Regions from separate parts of the Homo sapiens genome. Here region 2 is linked to region 1. Evidence: chromatin loops called from intact Hi-C (ENCODE). Cell type or tissue: ascending aorta. All regions are shown on one strand. Region 1 overlaps ETS2-AS1 (ETS2 antisense RNA 1). Region 2 overlaps LINC00114 (long intergenic non-protein coding RNA 114).

Region 1 (5,000 bases):
AAACCCTGAGCCCCTCCTACTACCAAACCATGGTTCTAGAGCTCTTCATGTCTTATCCATCCTCCCTCTGGCTTTTCCTATTGGGGGCCTCCTTCTCAGAGGGTAGCAGCTACATACACCAGGGATGGACTCAATAATGTCACCTCCCTTGTTTCAGCCAGTAGACCTCTATTGATTTAATCTGAAGTCACATTGGCCTTTTGGCAGCCTGTCCCAATGGTGACTCATAATGAGATTCATTTAGAGTCAATCAAACTCTTATAAAGGACACTGCCTGAACATATCCAACAAAGCAGGTAGCTGTTCTGTTGAACTTTGGAGCAAAATGTCCGACTTTTACATTTGTCCCTGTTAAATTTCTCCATTTTAATCTGCCCCATCATTCCTTCCCTGTCATTCCTATAGTTTTCTGTCATCTGGGAACCTGTTGCAAGTGCCTTCTGTCGATTGATCCAGATGATTGTTTACAGCGCAATTTTGTTATGGAATCACCTAACTATGTCAGCCTACAGCTTGCTTTCCTCTGCCTTGTTCAGAAAGGTCACAGAAGGCTGCTTCTTCACTGCTTTGCTGAAACATCTTAAAGTGTTGGGCCAGGAGAAGTGTTAGAGACCATCTGCTTCAAGCCCTTCATTTTTCAGATGAAGAAACTGAGGCCAGGTGAGGTAAAGAGGCTGCTAAAAGATCATACAGTGACCTGGTCTGCAGCAGAGCCAAAGATCAGGACTCAGAGATTCCCGTACCCAGGGACCCTCTGGTTATTTGCCCAGCAAGGAAACCACTGGTACACTCCATCAAGTCTGCTGGAAGACTCCAAAACAGTGGACAACAGAGCCCCTGCCCTTGGGAAGAAAGGCTAAGTGGGCCCTGAAAAGTAAGTAATCAACTGATGACTAGAGAAACAGAATGTGGTCCAGACATACAATGAAATACAGTCCAGCCATGGAAAGGAATGAAGCGCTGACGCATGCTACAACGTGGGTGAACCTTGAAAAATTATGGTCAGTGAAAGAAGCCAGTGGCAGAAGACCACATATTGTATGATTCCATTCAGAGGATTTGCCACAATAGGAAGATCCCTCGAAACAGAGAAAGCACCTTCGTGGGTGCCGGGGGGCTGGGGGGTAGGGGGAAATGGGGAGTGACTGCTAATGGGTACAAGATTTCTTTTTGGAGTGACAGAAATGTTTTGGAATTAGACCATGCTGATGGTTGCCCAACAATGTAATGCACTCAAAACCACTGAACTGTGCACCTTAAAATGGTTAAAATGGTGAATTTTATGGCATGTGAATTATGCCTTCATCTTTAACAAGAGCATCAGCCTGTCTTCCTGCTCTCTGGTGGACAGTGGAGAAGAAAGGAAAGGAAGGAGGTCAAGAACAAACCCTTTCCTCCTCTCCCAGCTGAAGAGCTTTGCAGACGGCGGGGAGGGCCTGGAGGGGCCGCTCTCTGGGCAGCTGAGGGTTGCTTTTCCACCTAAAGGGCCTGTCTGCCATGTCCTTCCTGGCGCATCCTGAGTGTCCCCTGGGCTGTGGTCCTGGGACCTCCCCCACTCTTCTGCCCTTCTGCCGCGATGGAAACTGGGCCTCCCTGGGCTGCTGCTCTGCCTTGGAAGGAAATGGGGGACACTTGCTTGGCTCTTCAGCACCCGCCCCGTGCTTCCGCGTTTGTGTGAAGGGCAAAGGTTTTAGCGATCTCCTGCCAGGCTCAGATCCGCTCCTCTACACGGCACGCCTTGCTCTGGCCAAGGCTCCATTCGGAGGAATTCGGGTGCGGCACAGCGTCAGGGTCCAGTGACAGCAGCAGCAGGAGTCACCTGGGAGGCCCCCAGCTGGCCTCAGAGCACGGGCAGGAAGAGGAGCCAGAAACTGAACAGCGGTGGGGAGGGGGTTTGGATAAAGTATGCAGAAATCACCGTGGAGAAGAGAAGCAACTGGGGCTGTTTGAGAAAGAAAAAAAAAAAAATTAAATCCTCTGCCAGTTTGGAAGCGCATTGCTTTCATGTCGGCCTGGCTGATTCCCGCGTGGGCGTGCGGCCCTGGCTCTGGCGGCCTGCCGGGGAGCGGGGAGCGTGGGTGGCCTTCCCAGAACAAAAGTTCAGGCTGCAGGAGTCACCTGCGGGAGAGCCCTGTCCCCTCCCACCAGGGACCGCTCCGCCCACCGCCCAGGGCAGTGAGCACCGCAGCCAGGTAGCCCTGCTGCCAGGGAGGGAGGGCGAACATGCACTGCGCACAACACACAACACATGCACACAACAGACAAAAGACAACACACACAACACATACAACACAAATACAACACACAACACATACAACACAAACACAACAGACAACACAAACAACATACAACACATACACACAACACACACAACAGACCACACACAATATACAACACACACTACAAACAAGCACAATATACTAGACACAATACACAACACATATACAACACACAATACACAACACACACTACAGACAACTTACACACACCACATAACATACAATATACAACACAACACACACACAACAAACCACGCACGCCACAANNNNNNNNNNACAACATACCACACAACACACAATATACAACATACACAACAAACCACACACAACACACACCACAAACCACACACAACATACAACACACATCACAACTACACAATATACACCACATACAACACACAATATACACAACACACACCACATACCACACACAACATGCAACACATACCACACACAACACATACAAATGCATACCACATACCACACACATACAAACACATGCCACATACCACACAAACCACACAGCGCACACCACATACACAACACACAACACAAACCACACACTGCACACACCACACAAACACATTACACAAACCACACACTACACAAAACACATCACACACAGCACACACATCACACACAACACATGCACCACATATACACCCACATACACACCACACACACCACACTTCACACACATCCCACACACCCCTCTCTCTCTCTCCTTCCCTGTCTCTCTCTGTCTCTCTGTCTCTCCCTCCCTGTCTCTCTCTCCTCATGCGTTCTCACCCATGGAGAATGTAAGTGAGAGGAGCTATTTACGTCATCCATAAAGAAGAAGGGAGGAAGGACCACAGAAGCCCACTCTCTATCAGAAGGGCCAGAGCTCAGGGAGCGCCTTTGTCAGCAAGATGGGAACCAGCTTTTACGGAGCACTTTGTGTCTTCAAAGAACTTCACCAACATTGACTCATTAAGCCACCCACACCTCTGAGGCAGCTGGGGTGGCTTGGTTCTCCCTGTCAGAGAGGAGAGAGGTCAACGCTCACCTCAGGGCACAGGGCAAATTCAAGAGAGGGCAAGGGCCAGTGTGTCCCAGATGACCCGGCCGAGGAACCTGCTTCTGTGTCAGGGAAGGGGTCAAGTGAGGTCGGAAGTCAAGGACCAGCTCTCTAGGTGCTGAAGGGTTAAGGAAGGAGGAAGAGAGGGTGGCCGGTGGCTGGTGGCATCATGTTACCTTCTGCCTGTCATCCAGAGAGCCAAGCTGAACAGGCATCAGGGTGCCTGTGAGGAGGGGTGGGCCCAGCCTTCCTGGGGCAGCAGCCCCTCCACTCTCTTTTCCTGTGCTGACAGAGAAGGGAGAAGAGGTCTCAGAGAGGCTCTTGGACCGAGTTCCTTTGTTCCTCCCTTCTAGGAGTGGTGCATTTTTACAATATCAACAGTCCTCACTCCCAGGCAAGATCTCTGTAATGCATCACACAGATGAATCCTTCTGTATCTCAAAGTTCACACACAGTATGAACTTAACAGCCAACAGGGAGCTTGTTTTTATGCTAATGGAATGGCAAAGGGAAAGTTCTTCCCAAATGAAAGAGCTTTGATGTCCTGTATTTCTATATGTGTGTGTATGTGTGTACACATATATATATACACACAAATATATATATATATATATATATACACACACACACACACACACATATATTTCCTCCAAAAAAGAAATGGCTGGTCCGGAGCTGAATCTCTTTCCTCCTCAAACCCCTACTTGGAAGCAGGCATTCCTCCCATCGTGAAAGGGCTCACATACAGCACAACTTGGTTTCTGAAAGCTTGGCCTTTGGAGCTAGAAAGATTTGTTTCAGTCATTGTCTGGATGTGGAGAAGAACCTGACTCTTAGAGGCAGCTTTCTCTGACCCCATCGCTGCCTGGGATCCCAACATCTAGGAAGAGGTTTAAAAGAGAAACTGTCCAACCCCAAACCAAGGGCAACACAAACCAGCCTGGCTTCTTCACTCACAGCTTGAGCAAGCTGCTTGTCTCGGTGATTATTTGGACACATGCTACGAAGCACAGAGACATACGCTTACCTTTTGTTTTCAGGGATTAAAGAGAAGATTTTAAAAATCTGAAGCCAAAAAGACACAGAGCAACAGAAGCAGCTGTACAAAACACACCCTCAGAAGGGAACAACTTCAGAAGAGAGAACGAGCAGGACCCTCAACTTTGTCCTGAGCCCTTCATTGGAAAGCTTATCCATCTTCATTTTTCCTAAAACTGGGATTTGTAACTAAAACCATTTCCTAAATGCTACTATGGACATTGTAGTACCAGGCACAAACTAGGGTAGATGTGTCATTTTCAAGGACAGTTTAACTGGGTGCATTGTATTTAGGTCAAGTGACTTAAAATGCTAGGTTGGACAACTTAGGTGAACTCTTTATTGGCACAATGTAATGCATATTTTGCACAGCCAAGTCAATCTTGCATTCTTGTTAGAAGGTGTGAATTGGTATTTTCAATCAGTGGCAGCTGACTATAGTATCAAGAGCCCAGGAGTTCAAATCTGCTTCTGTCATCTACCCACCAAAGGACCTCAGGCTGATTAAACCCTTCTAGACTCATGTCCCCACCTCTAAACAAACAATAGTAATGGCACCTCCCTGGTAGGTTTGCTGTAAAGATTAAATGAGATGTTGCCGCAAAACAATGAGCCACAGTAGG
Region 2 (5,000 bases), 150 kb before region 1:
CAGCCTACAGGCATGAGCCTTCATGCCTGGCTATTTGTAAAATTATTATTTTTTGTAGAGATGGGGGTCTTGCTATATTGCCCAGGCTTGTCTTGAACTCCCAGCTTCAAGCAATCCTCTCAGCTTGGCCTCTCAAAACGCTGGGACTACAGACCATTTTTCTTTTTAAAATATTATTTGGGGAGATTTATTTATTTATTTATTTATTTATTTATTTATTTATTTATGAGATGGAGTCTTGCTCTTTCACCCAGGCTGGAGTCCAGTGGCGCGATCTCAGCTCACTGCAAGCTCCACCTCCCAGGTTCACGCCATTCTCCTGCCTCAGCCTCCCGAGTAGCTGGGATTACAAGCTTGCACCACCACACCAGACTAAAACATACAATATACTGATTTCCATTTCCTTGGAAAGATTGTTGCTGGGACTATTTCTTATTAACTAGTTGCGTTTCCTGTTTTGGTTTTTTTGTTGTTGTTGTTTAGGATTTTTAGTGTTTCCTTTTATTATGTTTTGAGACGAGGTCTTGCTCTGTTACCTAGACTAGAGTGCAATAGCATGATCACAGCTCACTGCAGCCTCAACCTCCCAGGCTCAAGTGATCCTCCCACCTTAGCCTCCCGAGTAGCTGGGACCACAGGGTAAAGTAAAAGGTAAAGACTGACCAGGAAAGGGGATGGGAGTGGGGAGAAAAAACATATTAAACTGAATTATACCTTCCACCTTACCTTGTATTATGATCAAAAGAAATCCCTCTGCTGTCCTTTCCTCCTGACACTCTTCCCACAGGCATGCACCATCATGCCTGGCTAATTCTGTAAATTTTTTGTAGAAGCAGGGGTCCCACTATGTTGCCCAGGCTGGTATCGAACTCCTGTGCTCAAGTGAAGTGTTTTCAAAATGACATATTTCTATATCTTACAATTTTCCTGAGTTTTGGTGTTAATTAAATGTACAATTAAATCTTTTGGTTTTTAAAAATATAGATAACATCTTCCACTGTTTAATTCTATACTGTTTTTTAAAAAGAAAACCTGAAGAGTGCAAACCTGTAGAGTAAGAAAAGGGGAGGAATGAAATTTATCTTACTCCTCCTGCCAGATGCAGTTTGGTACATCTTAACACTAAATGCTCATTTTACTGAATTCTCACTTTAAGAATGTTCCATTATATTTTAAACTCTTTATAGGCATATTGATTTTGTGCTGAAAGAGATTAAACAGCCCTCAAGAGTTTCAAGCAAATTCTCTTAGTCAGTAAATGCATTTCCTCTTTCATTCATGTCCCAATGCCCAGTCAACATTTTTTGTGTGCCTGTATCACTTAACCAACAAAGATTTTGGAAACAATCTTTGGATAATACAATATTTGATTTCTCATAATGTGACCTGAAGATCCACATGATTTTGTTTTTTTGTCAGCCCATGCCACCCCATGGTTTGGAGGAACCAAACCCCCAGCCTTTTGAGGGGTGAGACTCCTGGAATTTTCGTCCCGTGCCTTCGTGGGGATTTCTCCTGTATTTAGTATTTGTTCACCCGACACAGACTTGCAGAGCCTAATGCATTCCAGACACTGCGCTGAGTGCCAGGAATAAAGAAACATCTGTACCTGGTACAGTCTGGCTGGGGCAAGAAACCACCAACATGATAAGCAAATGAATGTATAATGTAACAGAACATGGGTTGTGCCCTGAAGAAAAATAAAGACTGACCAGGAAAGGGGATGGGAGTGGGGAGAAAAACCATATTAAACTGAATTATACCTTCCACCTTACCTTGTATTATGATCAAAAGAAATCCCTCTGCTGTCCTTTCCTCCTGACACTCTTCCCACACACACACATGCACACACACACGCACATCTGTAAACCCCTGACAACAGTGGTGACGTCTATCTCACCTTTGTGCACCCCCAAAGCTGAACACAGCTATGCATGACTGACACAATTTTGTTAAACCAAAGAAAATCTTTTCATGATGTCTCCATTAATTTCATGTGGCCAACCAGCCATTCCTGGAAGTTTCTTGAACTCTCTGGAGATCCCTTCTGCCTTTAGGCATCTTCTGTCTACTCAGCGAGTAGTTCCTGGGGCTTTCCTAATGGCATTTCTGCTTATCCGATATCTGCTGGATGTCGTTCAGAAAAATGACATTGGAGGCTGAGGCCTCAAACTTTAGCTCCATATTCTTGGTCAGGTTTCAGATTTTCACTTAAACACAGCCCTGTCTGCGATGCCAACAGACTTTAGCTCAATTTATTATCAGAGGGCGATCTGGCACTCCCATACAGCTCCGCAAATGCCTCTGACTATCTAATAACTCATCATTAAACACCACATTCCCTGAGAGGCTGTGGAGACCAGGCAGGGAGGGCCTCTCCCTTCTGAAAAAAGGAGCCCCTTCCAGGGCTCACAACAAAATGTCAAGTTTGGCAAAAGATAAAAATAGAAGTCTTTGTTTCACACTTGCAAAAAGGCTCAAACTTTCACGTGTGCTTCTGTTTATATTAAATAAAAAGCCCATTTTTCTTGGGATAAAAGCATCTTAAGAAGAGTTGTAGGGAGAAGAGACTAGGTCCTTTCTTAACCGGAATTCAACTGATTAGACCCTGGCCAGACTCTCCAGTCAGACCCAGAAAGAGAAAACAGTGCCAATCCGAATGATTCAGCTCAATCCGTTCAAAACAACAAATCATGAAATGGCATCATGGACAGGCATGTTACGATAAGACTCTGCTAACGTGGCTTTTGCTGCAAAGTGGGAAATGGTTCTGGGAACTTACAGCTTTAATAAGATCAAACAATGCATCAAATGGAGGTCTGAGTTGGAGATCTGGGCTTCGACCTGCAGAAATAAGAATTGAGGCCTGTTGGGTGCTTCGCTGCTGGCAGTGCTCTCTCACGTGCCCTTTCCAGCTGGCTCTCACCTGATTCTCAGACACCTCTGAGAGCTAGGTGGTGTTCTCGTGTACATGTTAGAGATGAGGAAACCCAATCTCTGACAGCTGTCTATCCACCTGTTTGGAAGGGGCTGAACTGTGTTCCCCCCAAGCTCATCTGTTGAAGCTTTAACCCCCAGTACTTCAAAGCATGTCTTTATTCAGAGATAGTCTTTCAAGAGATAATTAAGATGCAGTGAAGTCATTAGCGTGGGCCCTAATCCGATCTGACTGGTGTCCTAACAGGAAGAGGAGATTAGAACACAGACATGACCATGTAAGGACACAGGGAGAAGGCGGCCGTCTGTAAGCCAAGGAGGGAGGCTCAGAAGGAACGAACCCTGCTCACACCTGGATCCCAGACTTCTAGCTTCCAGGACGGAGAAAATAAATGTTGTTGAAGCCGCCTACCCTATGGTACTTTATTATGGAAGCCCTAGCACACTAATACATTAAGGTAAGTTCTCTGAGGGCAGAATGGGGCTTTTGCTATTTCGATGAAAGTTCTTCGGATTCTGCAAAGCTGACCTCATATTCTGTGATGATTTTGGTAGAAGGCACACAGGCCACCTGCTCACTCCCTGCTCCTCTCATTCCTCCTCACTTTCCCTCCTATTTTCATCATCTTCCCTCTCCCTTTCTCCTTCTTTCACTCCAGGGGGATATGTTTGCCAACCATCTGCAAAGTGCCTACTGTGTTTCACGTAAACGCTTTTAATTTACGTAACTCATGCTATTTATCTCGTCATGATTTGACTCTTTTCCTTTTGGATAGTTTTCAAGATCAATCCTTGTTGCAAGATGAATATTTAACCTGTTACTTTTTTTTTTGGAGACAAGGTCTCGCTCTGTCGCTCAGGCAGGATTGCAGTGGCATGAACACAGCTCACTGCAGCCTCAAACTCCTGGGCTCAGGTGATCCTCCCACCTCAGCCTCGCGAGTAGCTGGGACTACAGGCATGCACCACCTCACACAGCTAATTTTATTTATTTTTCTAATAGAGATGGGGTCTTGCTATGTTGCCCAGGCTGGTCTTGAACTCCTGGCCTCAAGCAATTCTCCCACCTCAGTCTCCCAAAGAACTGGGATTACAGGTGTGGGCCACCACGCCTGGCCTAACCTGTAACTTCTAATTGACACCTCAACATTTCCGAAAATGCCTTTATTCTGCCTGTGCACTGGATTGATAGTTTCTATAGGTGTAGAAGCCCAGGTCGAAAACCACCTTCCTGCAGAAAGCCCCATCCTCTTGTCATTCCCAGAGCGGCTGCAGGGAAAGCTACAGCCATTCTGAGTCCTGAGTCTTCATGTGTTGCCTTTTTTCTTCTCCCTGGAAGCTTGTAAAATCTTCTTCCTGTCCTCACTGCTCTGAAATTGCACAGCAACGAGGCTTCGTGTAGGTCTATTTTTATCTCTTGTACTAGGCCCTTTAGACCTGCAAGCTGGTGTTATTCATTTCTGGAAAAGTTTCTTGAATTGTATTTTAAAGACTTACCAGCTTCTCTGTTCTCTCCTCCTGGAATTCATCTGGAAGCTGCATTTCCTGGTCTGGGCCTCCAATTTCATACATTCTCTCCCTTTTCTTCTCTCTTTTCACTTTGCTCTATTTTCTAATACAATTTTCCAGCCATGCCTTCTAATCCTTGTACTGGGTCTTTCATTTTGGCTATCATGTGACTTTCCCCAAGCTTGCCCAGTGCTTGTTATTTTCCAAATGTTGCTTTTTTATGGTCTCTCACTTTTTTTTTTTTTCTTTTGAGACAGAGTCTTGCTCTGTCGCCCAGGCTGGAGTGCAGTGGCGCGATCTCGCTCACTGCGAGCTCCGCCTCCCGGGTTCACGCCATTCTCCTGCCTCAGCCTCCTGAGTAGCTGGGACTACAGGCGCCCACCACCACGCCCGGCTAATTTTTTGTATTTTTAGTAGAGACGGGTTTCACCGTGTTAGCTAGGATGGTCTCGATCTCCTGTATGGTCTCTCATTCTTGATGCATAGAAGAAAACTCATCTCATCTCTCTAAAGGTGTTAACAGTAGGTGTAGTCTTGGTTTCCTCCAGGTTTCT

The links. A loop is a pair of places that touch in the nucleus more often than their neighbours do. Peaks named below come from ENCODE experiments on the same cell type or tissue, not always from the same donor. Only the 100,000 strongest peaks of a DNase experiment are listed, where the experiment ranks them.
Region 2: a loop joins it to region 1, with 2.1 times the contacts of the local background. A loop is called at or near these places in 6 of 110 quality-filtered maps.

Annotation. Positions count from the first base shown.
Region 1 is chr21:38,911,476-38,916,475 of GRCh38, forward strand. The region is part of intron 2 of ETS2-AS1 (ETS2 antisense RNA 1); the gene reads right to left. Among named protein-coding and RNA genes, the nearest start is that of ETS2-AS1, 24 kb to the right of the region's middle. RefSeq lists enhancers at 2,945-3,445, 3,446-3,946. In ascending aorta, no CTCF peak of the experiment used is centred here; DNase peaks (open chromatin) are centred at 1,676 and 2,086; H3K4me3 peaks cover 828 bases; H3K27ac peaks cover 5,000 bases.
Region 2 is chr21:38,757,421-38,762,420 of GRCh38, forward strand. The region is part of intron 1 of LINC00114 (long intergenic non-protein coding RNA 114); the gene reads right to left. Among named protein-coding and RNA genes, the nearest start is that of LINC00114, 14 kb to the right of the region's middle. In ascending aorta, no CTCF peak of the experiment used is centred here; a DNase peak (open chromatin) is centred at 2,651; H3K27ac peaks cover 5,000 bases.